Linked DNA regions of Homo sapiens: region 2 is linked to region 1. A link is an interaction called in ENCODE POLR2A ChIA-PET data of the cell type or tissue named here. Cell type or tissue: Panc1. All regions are shown on one strand. Each heading gives the region's core, and the rest is flanking DNA. Links, peaks and the distances in the headings are about the cores only.

The links. ChIA-PET counts read pairs that join two places held together with the same protein. Peaks named below come from ENCODE experiments on the same cell type or tissue, not always from the same donor. Only the 100,000 strongest peaks of a DNase experiment are listed, where the experiment ranks them.
Region 2: POLR2A ChIA-PET joins it to region 1 with 6 read pairs; 3 of 35 experiments call an interaction of 5 or more read pairs at or near these places.

What each region holds. Positions count from the first base shown.
Region 1 is chr2:9,161,339-9,170,477 of GRCh38, reverse strand. No RefSeq gene overlaps it. Among named protein-coding and RNA genes, the nearest start is that of ASAP2, 41 kb to the left of the region's middle. In Panc1, for the core only: no CTCF peak of the experiment used is centred there; no DNase peak of the experiment used is centred there; H3K27ac peaks cover 1,419 bases.
Region 2 is chr2:9,073,563-9,082,701 of GRCh38, reverse strand. It overlaps the pseudogene RPL30P3. Among named protein-coding and RNA genes, the nearest start is that of MBOAT2, 74 kb to the right of the region's middle. In Panc1, for the core only: no CTCF peak of the experiment used is centred there; no DNase peak of the experiment used is centred there.

The DNA.
Region 1 (9,139 bases), core at 829-8,828:
TTTGGGGCAGCACATGTCCCATTATTGGTGAATGAAAGGGGTACATACTCTTGGTCCTCTTTTCTCAGAGGTCAGACGTTGTCAAAGGGCCATCCCGATTCTAGGGCTCTCTGTGGAGACCTGGGATTGGCTGAAATCTCTCTGTGACTCCATCCTACATCACAGCAGAACTCCTCTGCCCAGCCCTGCTTCCTTCGCTACCTTACAAGGCGATGGTCCCTGGGGTACTCGCTACTAACCCTCGTCCATGAGAATGTTTGTATGTTATGTCTGTATGGATATGATGAATGCCTTATGTGTGTATATAAGTATCTACACAAGGTATACATAGGTACAATGTATTCCATACAACGGATGCTGCATGTATGTATGTATGTATTGCACACAGTGTATACACACATATCATGCATTACATATGAGGAATGCTGTAAGTCATTAGGGCTTAATTCACTGACATCCTGGTTGAGAAGCACTGCCTTGGGTGTGTGCACCCACTTTTCTGGTCTAGAAAGTCTATCTGAGGACTGTCCAGGAACTCATGCCCAGCCCTCTGACTCAGATCTGCTGCCCTTGGGGCTCATCCTTGGGTGCTCCATAGCTCCTCTGTACTGCACTTTTCCTCGGCGGTTCCTTCTGTCAGAGGCGTTTGAACTAGAGCGACTCCATCTTGTATAAGGGCTGGGTAAAATAAGGCTGAGACCTACTGGGCTGCATTCCCAGGAGGTTAAGCATTCTAAGTCACAGGATGAGACAGGAGGTCAGCACAAGGTACAGGTCACAAGGACCTTGTTGATAAAACAGGTTGTGGTAAAGAAGCCGGTCAAAACCCACTAAAACCCACCCAAACCGAGATTGTGATGAAAGTGACCTCTGGTTGTTCTCACTGGTCATTATACGCTAATTATAATGATTAGCATGCTAAGAGACACTCCCACCAACACCACCACAGTTTACAAAAGCCGTGGCAATATGAGGAAGTTACCCTATATGGTCTAAAAGGGGGAGGAACCCTCAGTTCCGGGAATTGCCCATCCTTTTCCTGGAAAACTCATGAATAATCCACCCCTTGTTTAGCATATAATCAAGAAATAATCATAAAAAATAGGCAACCATCAGCCCTCAGGGGCTGCTCTGCCTATGGAGTAGCCATTCTTTTGTTCCTTTACTTTCTTAATAAACTTGCTTTGACTTTATGGATTTGCCTAGAATTCTTTCTTGCACGAGAATCCAAGAACTCTCCCTTGGGGTCTGGATGGGGACCCCTTTCCAGTAACATCTCCTCAAATGCTCTTCTGCCCCTTGCGCTCCTCCCGCCTCCTCCCCAGCTGCTGCCTTAGGCACCTGGCCTGCAGCATCAAGACTGTCCTTCCAGGGCTCCTCAGCCACTCATTCTTCTCACTGACTGCAGGGGGGACTGTTTCTCTAACCCCAGGAGACCTTGCTGAGTTGGCAGAAAGGGACTGGCTCCTGACAGCATCAGCAAGAGAACTTCCCTCTGGAAACAAAACACACCCATTTCCATGGTGTGTCCTGTTTTTTCTATTCTGAAGAGGCAGCGCCAAACCCTATGGAGAACAGCGAAATGCATTCTTTGAACTTCTGCTTTTAAGCATTTAATGCCCACCACAAGTGGGTTTCACCATCACTTAAGGAGAAGATTAAAGAAAGTACTTCAACAACTAACTTATGGCCTAGATGCAAATAACTTGTTTGTTGAGCAGGAATTTCTGGTGGTCTGGGCTGGCCAAACTCCTGATTTCTATCCAGATGCTTAGATCATGGTCTTGGGGTGTCGAGTATCTTGACATTCCTAGACAAAAATCAGCTCAAGAAAAATGTCTTAAGGTAAAGAGAATGCTCAGAATTTCCACCTCTCTGGCTATCTCATGGGAAAATAAATAGCCTAGATTAAATATGAAAAGCATATTTCCTTCAGTGTCATAAGAGTCATCAGAGTGATCTCTTTAGATTTTTCAAATGTTGGTCAACTCATGGGGAACTATGTAAAGTGTTGCATGTGCTGGTATTTTGGAAGTCAAAGTTGACAGCACAATCCAGAGAATGCGGTCCTTCCAGTGACTTTGCGGCTAATGATGTGCTGAGTGACACAGGCTGGAAGGCACTGACCTGCTGTTGCGCTGAATATTGACAGAGGGTCAGTGGACAGAGCTGAAAGCACAGCGCTGGGATGAATGGCTCCTGCTCTGCAAACAGACACTGTTGATAAAAGGGAGGCAGAACCGCAAGTGGCTGACAGCTTTCATTAAACCCTAGAGCTGGAAGCAGACTGAAAGGTGACTGTGTCCTCAGGGCACTGGTGTTTAGTGACTTTCCCAAAGTCTGGCCAGAGACTTTTCACTTTATGGATTTGCCTTGAATTCTTTCTTGCACAACATCCAAGAACGCTCTCTTGGGGTCTGGATGGGGACCCCTTTCAGGTAACACCTCCTCACCTGCTTTTTTGCCTCTTGCGCTCCTCCCTGCCTGCCCCTCAGCTGCTGCCCTAGGCTTTGCAGCAGAGCCACGGTGAGAACTGGACCTGCTGCCTCGCCCTGGGCACCCAGCTCTGGATGTTGATTGGCTCCTTAGTTATCAACAGCCAGCTGTGCCCAGGCAGGCTATACAAGGTCACAAAGGTTAAATAGGCCATGGAGGAAGCACGGCAGAGGCTCGGGTCCTTTTCCTGACTAACTGTCCCACGTCCTTGATTCGTGGCCCCTGGGAAGTCAGTCACCAGGCAGAGGGATGCTCTAGCTGACATTAAGATGAATGGATTGACCACTAACTCATCGTGTGGCTTCGGGCAAATCACATCACCTCTCCAAGTCTCAGGTTCTTTATCTGTAAATGAAAACACTGGTTGAAGATGTTGCTCCAGACATCCAACCCTTGCTTTCACAAGGAATGCAGTTTTCCTTATAGCTGTGCCGTTGACCTTCCTCCACATGCAAACCGAGAAGGGTGTGTGTGACAACCCATGTCCTAGCCCTGTTTTCCGAAGCTTCGGGTGTCACACATTGTGGAATTCTCAGGGCAAAAGGCACTTGTCTTTTGTTTTTCTGTGCTATGCAGTGTCTTTAGCATGGAGAGGAGTCTCTTCACTAGATAGTGGGCGAGGGCTACCTGTCTTCTGTGTTCTATCATCCCCGACTTCCCCACCTTGCCCTGCCCCATTTGAATCTTAAAATGCCGTAAGTGCAGCTGACCCGAGGGCCAGGGGAGAAATAGCTACACGAGCCCAAACCAGAAGCAGCTGGGATCTGTCTGCTGGGCTGTGATTCATGCCAGCAGTGTAGGATGGGGACTCAGGAGAGCTGGGTTCTAGTTTGTTTCTGTTGCTTCCTCATCTGAGCAAGGCTCTCCGCCCAGCTGAGCTTCATTCTCCCTCTGAAACCTCAGAAGAATCAGCTCTCTGGATGCCCAGGTCTTGGGCCTCCTGTCCCTCAGATCCCTTTGCGGCTCTTCCCTCTCTTCCGGGTCACAGAGTGGGCCTGAGGCCTGCAGGCGGGGTACCCAGGCTCAGCATTCCCTGGCTTCTGGAGGCTCTTGGCCAGTGGGAAGCTCTGGGAGGAGACAGAAGGAGTAAGAAGGTGGAAGCCCGGCTACTTCTCCCTCGGCTCTGCCTCCAACTGCAGCTGGGCAGGCCTGCCATGGCCCCAGTATCTACCACATGACCCCAGCCCTGGGCTCAGCTGATGTCACCTCTCACCTAGGGTGACAGTGGCTTCCTGCTGTTGCCTCACTGTCTGCCTGCCAGCTCAGCTCCTCCATCTTCTATTCCTGGTGGAGCCTGGACAACCACAAGACCCACACTCCCAGAGTCAGTGCTCTGTGTCTTCTAGAATCTTCTGTTCCCCACATTTTCTCATTTGAAAGTGAAAGTTTTGTGCTTGGTGATCTTCAGTCTGTTTCCAAACACGCGAGCTCTGCACCTGTAACAAGTCCTTTAGGCCCATGCAGTGGGGGTTAAATTCACCATTTAGTCCAGTGATTCCCAAACTTGCCTGAAGAGCTCATTAACAATGCAGGAATACAGGCTCCAAACCCTCGGACTACAAAGCAGTCTCTGGGGTAAGGCCCAAGAATCTGACATTTATCAAGCATCTCAGGAGATTCTAGTGCAGGCATTCTGCTGCCCATTCTTTTTTTTTTTTTTTTTTTTTGAGATGGAATTTCACTCTGTCCTACAGGCTGGAGTGCAGTGGTGCCATCTTGGCTCGCTGCAACCTCTGCCTCCCAGGCTCAAGTGAGTCTTCTGCCTCAGCCTCCTAGGTAGCTGGGACTACAGGCGTGCGCCACCACCATGCCCAGCTAATTCTTGTATTTTTAGTAGAGACAGGGTTTCACTATATTGTCCAGGCTGGTCTCGAACTCCTGACCTCGTGATCTGCCTGCCTCGGCCTCCCAAAGTGCTGGGATTACAGGCGTGAGCCACTGTGCCCGGACTTGCTGCCCATTCTTATGGTGCCTGTGGCTCCGGTTTATTGAATAAACCTCAGAGACTGCAGAAAGAGCCAGGTGCTGCTCCTCGGTCATGCCCTGTGGCTGGATGGCACTGTGAAGTGTCAGCCACATTTTTTTTCTTAACCTTCCTCTGACTCTTGCACCCAGCAGGTGCTTTGAAGCAAACAGAATCCAAATCTGGCTGATGGGAGCAGAACAAGACTTCTTTGTAGGCAATGGGATGACTCACAGAATCTCCAGAAGGGCTGGTGCGCCAGGCCCAGACAGTACACAGCCGGAGCCATATCCCAACTGCAAAACAGCAACAGTCCTCCAGGACACTCAACCCCTGGTTCTGGCCACAGGCCGCTGGCTACACCAGGATGCCACCATTAGGGTAGAGATTTGATCCCATAGTTAGCTGTTGCCACTGCCAGAGAGCTCTTTGCTCATTTCATTATGAATTTCCAATTCAAGATCAAGGCTACATGTAATGCACTGGCCTCAAGCGAGGCTGGGGAAGTGAGTATCTGGCATTTTTAGCTTCTAGAAGCAGAAGAGGGCTTTTCTCACATGAAGACCCATAGGCGGGAAATTCTGTAAATATAGGAAGGGGGTTCAGCCGCAAGAACAAAAAGAAAGACAATTGTCTGCTGCGTGAACCTTGCTTCACATCCCTCCCCCCGACTGCCTGGTTCACCTTCTGGAGAGAAGGCTTCCGTGGCTCCAAGAGGAAGTTGTTATAGCAGAACCCGAGAACAGGGGATGAAATTCTTGGTTTTAAAACTGTGAATTTTTTTGGCTCTGGACCCATGTTAGAATCTTCTGGGAGACTTTTTTTTTTTTTTTTTTTTTTTGAGACAGAGTCTCACTCTGTCACCCAGGCTGGAGTGCAGTGGCGTGATCTCGGCTCACTGCAAACTCCACCCCCCAGGTTCAAGCAATTCTCCTACCTCAGTCTCCTGAGTAGCTGGGATTACAGGCGCCCGCCACCACACCTGGCTAATTTTTGTATTTTTAGTAGACTCAGGGTTTCACCATCTTGGTCAGGCTGGTCTTGAACTCCTGACCTCATGATCCACCCTCCTCAGCCTCTCAAAGTGCTGGGATTACAGGCGTGAGCCACCGCGCCCAGCCTCTCCTGGGAGATTTAAAAAAATATCCATCCCTGGCCAGACGTGGTGGCTCATGCCTGTAAACCCAGCACTTTGGGAGGCCGAGGCGGACGGATCACAAGGTCAGGAGATCAAGACCATCCTGGCTAACACGGTGAAACCCTGTCTCTACTAAAAAAAACACAAAAAATTAGCCAGGCGTGGTGGCGGGCGCCTGTAGTCCCAGCTACTCGGGAGGCTGAGGCAGGAGCACGGTGTGAACCCGGGAGGCGGAGCTTGCAGTGAGCGGAGATGCACCGCTGCACTCCAGCCTGGGCAACAGAGCGAGACTCTGTCTCTAAATAAATAAATAAATAAATAAATAAATATAAAAAATAAAAAATAAAGAATACCCATCCTTGGCCTAGCACAAACCAATTGAATCAGAATCTCTGGAGCTGGGGCCTGGATGCCAGTATGTTTTGTTTTGTTTTGTTCTAATCTCCCCAAGTGATACTGACATGCGTCAGGGCTAGGAGTCACTGCTGTAAAGTCTGAGAAGCTATGAGCAAGGTGTAAGACAGGGCGGGAGGGTTTAGAATCACATGTGATTAGGCAGAAGTGCTTCCCCCACCCTCCTGGCACACTGGAGAGGGGTCCTGAGCTGGTGGAGAGGGGAGACCCAAGAAGGGGGAACAGGAGGGGGCATGGGGTGGGCCTGACTCTGCCCTCCTCAGGCTGGGCCCCAGGGCTGGGTAGGGGTTGCAGGAAACTTCAGATAAGCTAATGATTGAGGGCAGAGGGTTCTGCTTGGAGCTGCCTGGTCGCCTTCCAGTGCTGCCCCTGCCCCGGGGCACTGGGAGCAGCCAAAGGCTTTTCCTCTTGTGACTGAGCCAGGCTCAGTCTGGATGCCAAAATAAGCCATACCTGAGGCTCCTATGGCCTGGAACGAGGAATGTGGTAGGGACCTCAGGACTGGTGGCCTGATGGGTGGGGCCACAGGAGGTGGCAGATTCTGGAGCCAGAATGCAAGAGCTTGAATCCAGAACCCACCACTTATAGGTCTGTGACTCGGGCAAATTACATAACCTCTCTGTGCCTCATTCTCCTCATCTGTGAAATGGGACTAATACTGTCCCCACCCCGATAAGGTTGTTTTGAGGGTTACCTGGATGGGTATCTGAAGCACCAAGCACCATGTTCAGGAGATACACCGTTAGCTCTGTATGGGAGCATCCTACAGAAATACACACATGGGCATGCAGACGTCTTTACGGATGCCAGCCCAGGGGGAACCAGATGCAACCCCCATGCCCTAATGCCAAAAATGCCCCAGGGAGAAGAGCTGCAACTCTAGGGAGAAAGTGGGGAGCAGAAACACATACATTGTCTAATTTTATCATGAGTCAACTGAGAAACTTTTGAATTGGCAAGATTTTATTTTCTGTGACTAAGAGGAATGGGAGCTAAAGATAGAAACTAAGTCTAGCTCCAAAAAACTAAAGAAAGAACCATTTTGCATACCTGAGTATAGGGCTTAAAAAAATGCCTATTTTTGTATATTTTATAGCTCTGGAGCTATAAACTTCCAGGAGACTTTCTTGGGTCATCACAAACACAACACGTCATTGGTGTCTTAGTGCATTTTCTGTTGCTATTAGGTTGGTGCTTTTTATGCCATTAAAAAAAAAAGTATGGCAAAAACAGGCTGGGCGCGGTGGCTAATGCCTTTAATCCCAGCACTTTCAGAGGCCGAGGCGGGTGGATCACTTGAGGCCAGGAGTTTGAGACCCTCTGGCCAACATGGTGAAACCCTGTCTCTATGAAAAATACAAAAATGAGCTGGGCGTGGTGGTGGATGCCTGTAGTCCCAGCTACTCAGAAGGCTGAGGCAGGTGAATCGCTCGAACCCCGGAGGTGGACGTTGTAGTGAGCTGAGATCATGCCATTGCACTCCAGCTTGGGCAAGACAGAACGAGACTCCCTCTCAAAAAAGAAAAAAAGAAAAAAAAGTATGACAAAAACTGCAATTACTTTTGCACCAACCTAATATAACTGAAGACCTGAGACTGGGTAATTTGTAAAGAAAAGGAACGTATTTCTTTTCTTTTCTTTTTTTTTTTTTTGAGATGGAATCTCGCTCTGTCACCCAGGCTGGAGTGCAGTGGCGTGATCTCGGCTCACTGCAAGCTCTGCCTCCTGGGTTCATGCCATTCTCCTACCTCAGCCTCCCAAGTAGCTGGGACTACAGGCGCCCACTACCATGCCCGGCTAATTTTTTGTAATTTTAGTAGAGACGGGGTTTCACCGTGTTAGCCAGGATGGTCTTGATCTCCTAACTTTGTGATCCACCCGCCTCGGCCTCCCAAAGTACTGAGATTACAGGTGTGAGCCACGGCCCCCGGCCGAATGTATTTCTTATAGTTATGGAGGCTGGGAAGTCAGAGGTTGAGGGGCCACATCTGGTGAGGTCCAAGTTCAACGTGAGTTTCGGAGGGGACAAACATTCAAACCACAGCATTCTGGTGTAGGAAAATATTGAAGTTTGTTCACTGCCATGTTCTCTTAATAAAGCAAAATCTTATATGTGACTAAAATATCCAACCACAAGATAATGTCTAAAAAAATTCTAGTTTATGAATATGCAGCCTGTTAAAAATGATCATTTTAAAGAGTATATATAAACCTCGAAGTATTTTATGGTATACATTTTTTTTTTTTTTTTTGAGACAGAGTTTCACTCTTGTTGCCCAGGCTGGAGTGCAGTGGCACGATCTCAGCTCATTGCAGCATGTGCCTCCTGGGTTCAAGCGATTCTCCTGCCTCAGCCTCCCAAATAGCTGAGATTACAGGCGCTCACCACCACACTCAGCTAATTTTTATATTTCAGTATTTTTATATTTCACCATGTTGGTCTGGCTGGTCTCAAACTCCTGACCTCAGGTGATCCATCCACCTCGGCCTCCTAAAGTGCTGGGATTATAGGTGTGAGCCACCGCACCCAGCCAAGTATACAATTTTAGAAACAGACTGCAAAAATGTAAGTATGATGTGATGGGAACCACATGGTTGGCAAAGAATGGAAGACATACGAAGGGGAATATAGTTTTTGTATTAGGACAGTGAGGTTACGACTATTGCCTCAACATGTTAATGTATGTTGTTTTTGAAAGAAACAAGTCCTTCAGGCTCTGGTCCTATCTGCATTAAAACACATCATATGGACTGCGGTGGGACATTCTTGACATTTGAAGTCCCTCGTAGGAGGACTCCGATGGGGGCTGCGGCCAACTGTCCTCAGCAGCCTGGACAGTGACTCTGCAGGACCCTAGGGTGGTTGCCACCCCTTCTCTGCAGTGCCTGGGGCAAAGATGCTCTACCAGAAGCTACTACTGCCAGCACAGAATAAACATGCCATCCCCAATCAGTGGAGAAGTTTGGACTGTTTTATAAGGATGTCAGGGAAATTAGCAGGGGAAATGAGCTATCCATGTAGAAAAGATAAAATCTGATTTTGGTCTTATGTTGGGTTTCTCACACATGGATCCTGAGCTGAGGATTTGTGAGCAGGTGAGTATACATATATTTTTTTGTTTGTTTGT
Region 2 (9,139 bases), core at 504-8,503, 87 kb after region 1:
ACAAATCTGGGAACACTTGAAATTATTGGACATGGACTATAAAATAACTGTGCTTACTGTGGTGGGTTGAATCATGGCTCCTCAAAGATGTCCACATCCTAGTCTCTGGAACCTGTGAAAATGTTACTTTATATAGTAAAAGGAACTTTGTGGATATGATAAAATGAATGATTTTGAGATTGGAGAGATTATTCTGGATTATCCAAGTAGGCTCATTGTAATCACAGGTGTTCTATAAGAGAAAGGCAAGAAGATGTGAGAGAAAAAAATGTAAGTATGTAAGCAAAAGTCAGAGAGGAGATAAGATCTTACACTTCTGACTTTGAAAATGGGGGAAGGGCTCACAAGCCTAGGCATGTACATGGCTTCAGGAAGCTACAAAAGGAAAGGAAATGGATTCTCCCCTAGATCCTCCAGAAGAAAGCAAGGTCTTTCAATACCTTGATTTTAGCCCAGTGAAACTGATTTCAAAATCCTGACCTCTAGAACTTTAAGATAATAAATTTGTGTTGTTTTAAACCACTAAGTTTGTAGTAACTTGTTATAGGAGTAATAGGAAACTAATACATTTATTATGTTTAAAAAAGTAAAGATTAGCTTAAAGATATCTCGGAAAAGATGAAACTACTGTTAGATTTCAAAAATAACTAAATAGTACTTCTAGAGATTAAAAAGACAATAGCCAACATTTAAAACTCAGTGGATGGGTTCAATAGCCAATTCAACACAGCTGAAGAGAGAATTGATGACCTGGAAGTTAAATCAGAAGATATCTAGGATGCAGCAAAGAGAGACAAAAAGATATACAGTAAGTTAGAGAGGCTAACATGATAAAGTCTAAATTTAATCAGAGTCAAGAAGGAAAAGAGTGGATGGAAAAAGAGAGTATCTCAAGAGGTATGGGTGCCTTTCTCACTTTCCACCGTCTTGGTGACTGCTCTTGGTTGGGGGCCATCCCACACCTAGGCAGGAAGATGGTAGCCACAAAGAAGATGAAAAAGTCACTGGAGTTGATCAACTCTAGTTATGAAAAGTAGAAAGTACATGCTGGGGTACAAGCAGACTCTGAAGTTGATCAGACAAGGCAAAGTGAAATTGGTCATCCTCTCTAACAACTGCCCAGCTTTGAGGAAATCCAAAATAGAGTACTATGAAATGTTGGCCGGACTGGTGTCCATCACTACAGTGACAATAATATTGAATTGGGCACAGCATGTGGAAAATACTACAGAGTATGCTCACTGGCTCTCATTGATCCAGGTGATTCTCATATTAGAAGCATGCCAGAATAGACTAGTGGGAAGTATACTATGCAAAATTTTTCTTTTTTCTTTTCTTTTTTTTTTTTTAAGACAGAGTCTCGCTCTGTCACCCAGGCTGGAGTGCAGTGGCGCGATCTCGGCTCACTGCAAGCTCCGTCTCCCGGGTTCACACCATTCTCCTGCCTCAGCCTCCTGAGTAGCTGGGACTACAGGCGCCCACCACCATGCCCAGCTAATTTTTTGTATTTTTAGTAGAGACGGGGTTTCGTCGTGTTAGCCAGGATGGTCTCGATCTCCTGACCTCTTGATCCACCCGCCTCGGCCTCCTAAAGTGCTGGGATTACAGGTTTGAGCCATCGCGCCCGGCCTCAAAATTTTTCTTTAATAAAACTTGCCAGAGCTTGTTTTTAAAACATTTTTAAAAAGGAGTATTGGCTGAAATTTTCTACTGCCAATGAACAACATCAATGTGCAGATTTAAGAATCCCAATCAATCCTGGATATTTTGGGGTGGCTTTATAGAGGCAATATAGCATAGTGGTCTAGAACAAAGATTTTTAAAGTTTGTAAGCATTATTGAATTCTAGTTTTGCCACTTATTAGCTACGTAGTTTTGGGCAAGTAAATTGACGTCTCTGAGCCTCCATCTCCTGATATATTAAAATAGGGATAGTATCTGATTTATTGGTTGGTTATGAGGAATAAATATGTATAAATGTGATTAGCATAGTAATAGGTCCAAAGTAATATGCAGCACATAATTGGTGATATTTTCAGTAGTGTTCAAAGGAAATTTTCTCATGATGAGTTGAAGTCTGCTTTCCGATAATTTCCATTCATTCATCTTTTATTGTTTTTAGACAGGGTCTCCCTCTGTCTCCCAGGCTGGAGAGCAGTGGCATGATCTCTGCTCGCTGCAACTTCCACCTCCCAGGCTCAAGCAATCCTCCCACCTCAGCCTCCTGAGTATTTAGGACCACAAGCAGGGATCACCACACCTGGCTAATTTTTGTATTTTTGTAGAGACGGGGTTTTGCCATGTTGCCCAGGCTGGTCTTGAACTCCTGGGCTCAAGCGATCCTACCGCCTCGGCCTCCCAAAGTGCTAAGATTACAGGCGTGTGCCACCACACCTAGCCTCCACTCATTCACCTTAATTCTGATTTCTGGAGAAGCACAGAACAGGTCTGCTTCCTAGTATATCTACACATTCAGTCTTTAACTTTTTATAGCTTGGTAACTGCAGAAGAGCAGGGCCAGGTGAACATCAGGACTCCCTGACACTGGTCATGATAAGCCAGTGTTTCATATAGTTGCAATAATTTTCTTGGCAGTGTGGAATCTCTCAAAGACAACTGGGAGTCTAAGAATTCTAGAGTGTGAGAGCAGCAGTTGGGTGTTAGAATCCAGCAAGCTCATTCTGCAGGTGAAGAATAGGAGGTGCAGGGAGTGGAAGTGACTTAGCTAGACTCAACTGGTGGTTGAGCCATCCACCTGCCTCAGCCCCCAAAAGTGCTGGGATTATAGGCGTGAGCCACCATGCCTGGCCTCTGCTCTGTATTTAGAGTAGACTTTACATCTGCCTGGTCAACCAGACCATGATCCAGGGCGCAACATATATTTTCTTTGTAGCTTGATGATGGATTTTCTAAATTTGAAAATCCTTTCATTTTAATTTCCAAAAGTCCTTTCTAAATTTAACTGAATTTGTATAGTGCTTTTTGGCTCTTCCAAGAATTCCCTTCCCATGGGAGTTGCTTTAAGTGGGCCTGGTGCTCATTCACTTGCTGACGTTTCTGACTCCGCAAGCCTCCATTTTTTAATTTGCCTGAGTTTCACCACTTCCTTTTATCAAGTTCTCCTGGTTTTGTTTGTTTGTTTGTTTTGAGACAGAGTCTCACTTTGTTGCCCAGGCTAGAGTGCAGTGGCACGATCTCAGCTCACTGCAACCTCCGCCTCCCAAGTTCAAGCAATTCTCCTGCCTCAGCCTCCTGAGTAGCTGGAACTACAGGCACACACCACCACGCCTGGCTAATTTTTGTATTTTTAGTAGAGACAGGGTTTCACCATGTTGCCCAGGCTGGTCTCAAAGTCCCGACCTCAAGTGATCCACCTGCTTCGGCCTCCCAAAGTGTTGGGAGCTCCCAAGAGCCACCTTGCCCAGCCTCAATTCCCTTCTGAACTCTATATTCATTTATGTGTTTCATATATTCATATTATTTGCCTTATTTCTTTCTTTTTTTTTTTTTTGAGATGGAGAGATGGAGTCTCACTCTGTCGCCAGGCTGGAGTATAGTGGCACGATCTTGGCCCACTGCAACCTCTGTCTCCTGGGTTCAAGTGATTCTTCTGCCTCAGTCTCCTGAGTAGCTGGGAATACAGGCGCCCACCACCACGTCCAGCTAATTTTCGTATTTTTAGTAGAGACGGGGTTTTGCCATGTTTGCCAGGATGGTCTTGATCTCTTGACCTCGTGATCTGCCTGCCTCGGCCTCCCAAAGTGCTGGGATTACAGGCATGAGCTACCGCGCCCGGCCACCTTGCCTTAATTCTTAGCAAGTTAAATTATTTGCTCTTAAAAGTGGGCTTGATGGGGAGGAGATAAACCACAGCAATATTCTTTTTTTTTTTTTGAGACAGGGTCTCGCCCTGTTACCCAGGCTGGAGTGTAGTGGTGTGCTCTTGGCTCACTGCAGCCTCAACCTCCCAACCCCAGGTGATCCTCCCGCCTCCCGATCCTTCCGAGTAGCTGGGACCACAGGTGCACACCACCATGCCCAGATCATTTTTTGTGTTTTTGGTAGAGATGGGTCTTGCTATGTTGCCCAGGCTGGGTCCCAGCAATATTCTACCAGCAATTCAGTAACGTGTAAGCACCACCCACTTTCGCGTGCTTCTCAAACCCCCACTGATCAGCTGAAGCACAACATATGCCTCTCTCAAGGTGTGAGCCTTTATGAAGACTGGCTATTTTATCTCCACGCTTTTTTATGTCCTAATAATAGTGGCTGAATTATCTGGGAAGCTTATACACATTCCTAGCCTATTAGGGCATACATCCTCCCAAGATGGCCATTTATTTAGGCTTTTAATGTCTCTGTTTATAGAATGCAACTTCGGTGTTTAGGACCTAATAGCTTTTGAATTACTCTAGGCTTCATGAAAACAGCACCATTTCATTTTTACCACCATTTTCTGAAATATGCTGGTAAAAATGAAATGGTGCTCTTTTCGTGAATCGAGTTAACTGGGGTCGCACTGTCGGTAGTACAAGTTCCATACAGCCAGGACTGGGAGGAATAATTTATGTCTTTTTTTTTCCACAGGAAAAATATAGGCCTTTCAATGCTGTAAGAGAAATTTTGTTTAATGCATAGGAAATTACTTTGGCATACAACCCAAAACTATCTGTGGAATAATTTTCAGTATCACTCATGATAATTTTTAATGTGTCAAAGTGGAAAATTGGACTCACAACCCTTGGAAAGCCTCCTGTCTGAGAACTTTTGAAAGCAGCACTGGAATGAGGTGAATGTGTAACTATGCTTCATGTCAGACCCGTCCTGCCATCTTCTGAACTTGCTGGTCACGTGAACTGGCTTGTTCTGTGAATTTCATGTTGTGGTGCCATCAAGGTTAGTAGAGTGAGGGTTGGTGGAGCCAGCTGGCTTATTCAGTAAACATCTGCCTTTCTGAAAGGAAAAGAGAGTGAAGAGGCTCATTCCTTGTGTGCTTGTGAATTTCAAATGGGCTGCCTACAGACATTGTCTACAGCATGTGGCCTAAACAGCCAGGATGAAGGAAAAATTCTCCTGCAAAATCCCTAACCTGAGATCCAATAGCCTGAAACAGTTCAGTCTTTTCCCCACTGTCGTCTAAACCTCCAGACATGTTATCACAAAGGGACAGCAATGTGATTGATGGACACAGTAATAAGAGGTTATAAACTTAATTTAATGGCAAAGGGTAAAAAATTGCATAGAGGTTATGATATAAGGCAGAAGCTAAACAGATTCCCAGAACCCCAAGGGCTAACCAGCTAATAATATCACTGCCCAGCCTGAGGACTCCACCGGGGAAAAGTAGCTTGTCTTTGCCATTCACGTGGGGAAGCCATGATTTAAATTCTCATCCCCCTGTGCCCACGTGCACCTGACTTTGGGGACTGTTTACATGCCTCCCTCCTCACCAGATGCAAGGGATTGGTACAAAACACACCCAGCACATACAGCCTGTTTACTGTGGCTGAATTAATCAAAAGTCAATTCTCTGCACAACTTATCATATCATACCACTGAGCAGAACTAGACCTCAGGCTGGAGGTCCATTCCTGTATGTCAGTAGAAATCATTTCCCTGTTGTCAAAAGACAAAATTAGAACAAATTCAGTTTAAAATATATAGATATTTTTGATTGAGACAGGGTATCCCTCTGTTGCCCAGGCTGAAGTGGAATGGCGCAATCATGGCTCACCGCAGTCTTGACCTCCTGGGCTCAAGTGATCCTCCCACCTCGGCGTCCCGAGTAGCTGGGACTATGTGTGTGTGCCAGCACACCTGGATACTTTTTTTATTTTTTATTTTTTTAGTTTTTTTAGAGATGAGGTTTTGTCATGTTGTCCGGGCTGGTCTTGAACTCCTAGGCTCAAGTGATCTGCCTGCCTTAACTAACCAAAGTGCTGGGATTATAGGCATGAGCCAACACACCCAGTTGTCTTAAAAATCTTTTTTAAGATCTGGCATTTATTTGCAATTCTACAATTGGGGCAACACCTCATTCTATAAGATAGAGTGTTTCGATGAGCCAAGCACAGGAGATTGGCTTTATAGACAGAAAAGGCCTAAGAAAACAGAAACAGAAAACAAAAAGCAGATTGGTAATTGCAAAGTTACTCTTCCTTGTAAAGCAGAGGGAACTTCTTTACCATGTTGATTCAAACTGGCCTGTTTGGGGATTTGGCTATTATCTTTCTCTGTCTCCTGATTTTTTGGAAGGTCAGATAAACAACTTAGTTTCAGTTGGAAACTCCAGCGTGAGTCACCCCAGTTTGGTTTGGTCTGTTGAATCTAGTGCAGGAGCTCAGTTCTATCCTAGAGCCTCCTATAAATTGTACTGAACACTATCAAATCCCTTTTGGGCAGCAGAGCACCTGTAGCCTAAAGGATTCAGATCATTCTGAACTGAGGGATGGGGCTGTAGGGGCAGAAAGGGACAATTTCTTTCCTCCCCATTTATAAGGGCCACACCCAACATACTAATACCAAAGACAGGTTAACAAGAGAAAAGCGCAAGTTTATTTGATCATAGTTTTACAAGACGTGTGAGCCTTCAGAATGAGTGACCAAAAGATACAGGGAAAATGATCTATTTTTATGCTTTAGTTCAATGAAGTACAGACAGGCGTGTAGAAAGGGGATTGGACAGGAAGGCTATGGTCTAATGCTAATAGACTGACGGGGGAGACCCAGCGAGGCCTGTCTGTTCAGATTCTCCGTGGCCCCTCTGTGCAGAATTCCTTCCTCTCTGGTATGGGGAAGGACCCTTCTGGGATGAGGGTCTTAATTTCTTTATGGCCAGTATCACACAGAAAGGCAAAGGGGTTAGGGATTCAAGTCATAGTTTTGGACTTTATGGCTGGCGTTGGGGGAAAGGGGTTTTGGTTTTTATGACCCACCCTGGGGAAGAGGGATTCTGGTTCCTATTGCTTGCCTCAGGACAGAATCAGGGACGAGGGACAGGAGGGCAGGAGAAGGTCAGGGAGAGACTTTGTGTCTGAGGCTGCTTCTTAGGCCTTTACTTAGAGTGTCATTTTTCTGGGCCCCAGCAGGGCCAAAATGTCTTTGCTCTGTCCCTTCAACATACAGTCAAAAGGAGCTGGAGTATTCGAGGCTCTAGTTTCTATCCCCAAAACACATCCCTGTCTCCTTTTCCTTGGGAAGGCCACTGCTCAGCTTCTTTTGATAAAAGCACAGGACAGAGACAGCCATCAAGATGTCAAATAGCTACAACTGCTATGGCTGCCAGGCAGTAGATAAACCTGAGTAAGAAGATTTCACCCACAGATACTGAGTCCTTAAGGCAGAGGGGATATTACTAAATAACCCTTTCAGTTGTGACCGCCAGCTCAGGTTTTGAGGCAGCTAGGGGTGAACCCGGTCTGCATGGACAACTGCTGGACACCAGGCTAGCTGTGAAACAACTCGTGTAGAAATGTAGCTTTCACTCTTGGGAGAAGGATGACCTCATTACCAACTTCAAAGGATGGGGTATAATGACTGATCCAGTCTCGTGATGTGCCAACCCCTGTAATCAGGGGTGTGAGTCTGTTACCATGGGAGGGTAAGAGAGGCGTTCCAGGCAGAGAATAGCCATCAGGTGTGGGTGGAATTCGAAGCCTGTTTTTCTGCCTGCAAACATGGCAGGTGTCCATTTCCATATGAATCCACAAGGACAACATATCACCTGGTGTAGGGTATTCTCATTATCTGAGCAATCATTATTCAAGTCACCACAGTTTTTTGTTTGTTAGTTGGTTTGTTTGTTTTTGAGATAGAGTTTTACTCTTGTCGCCCAGGCTAGAGTGTAATGGCACGATCTTGGCTCACTTCAACCCCTGCCTCCCGGGTTCAAGCGATTCTCCTGCCTCAGCCTCTGGAGTAGACTGCCACCATGCCCAGGTAATTTTTGTATTTTTAGTAGAGACAGGGTTTCAACAGGTTGGTCAGGCTGGTCTCAAACTCCTGACCTCAGGTGATCCACCTGCCTTGGCCTCCCAAGGGGCTGGGATTATAGGCGTGAACCACTGTGCCCAGCCGTCACCACAGTTTTTGTTGTTTTTAATTAATTATTTTTACAATTTCAGCTTTTATTTTAGACATGGGGTACCTGTGCAGGCTTGTTACCTGGATATATTGCACCCAGGCAGGATGCATTGTACCCAATAGGTAGTTTTTAAACCCATGCTTCCCCCACCTTCCTCTCTAGTAACACATGGTGTCTATTGTTCCCATGTGCCACCATTTTTTAAAGACTATACCAGGAAGCCTTTTTTTGTTACATGAGGAAATATTCATTAAAGAACTGACCACCTGTGAAATCAGTCCCCATTCAAATGTCACTCCAAATGTCAGATGAACACTAGTTAAAAGTGTCTAGATTTTGTTGCTTATTTCCTAACACCGTAAGTAAACAGGTGTGCCGACTGAGGTTACCAGGTGAAGTTAATAAACCTCTTAAGGTCTGCAGTGCTGTAGAATGCCAGTTTTATTTTTGGCTTTGCCACTAACTAGCTTTGTGAACTTTCACAAGTTACTCCTCTTCCCTGGGCCTCAGTTTCCTCATCCACAAAGCTTAGAAGTTAAAACAGATCAGTATTTTGAATCTAGTTGGACACTAAACTCACCTGGGGGGAGGTTTAATATGTGTTTTCTTTTAAAAGCTCAGAGTGCCCCTCCCTTGTTCAACTAAATCAGAATCTCAGGAGGTGCAGCCCTAACAGGTGCAGAGTTCAGATTCCCCAGGTGATTCGAATTCAGTTAAGAGTAGAAATCAACTGGCTGGGCGTGGTGGCTCACACCTGTAATCCCAGCACTTTGGGAGGCCGAGGCAAGCAGATCACCTGAGGTCAGGAGTTTGAGGCCAGCCTGGCCAATATGATGAAACCCCGTCTCTACTAAAAATACAAAAATTAGCTGTGCATGGTGGTGGGCACCTGTCATCCCAGCTACTCTGGAGGCTGAGGCAGGAGAATTGCTTGAACCCAGGAGGTGGAGGCTGTGGTGAGCCAAGATCGCACCATCACACTCCAGCCTGCGCAATGAGCAAAACTCCGACTAAAAAAAAAATGAAAAAAATAAAGAGTAGAAATCATGGAACGTG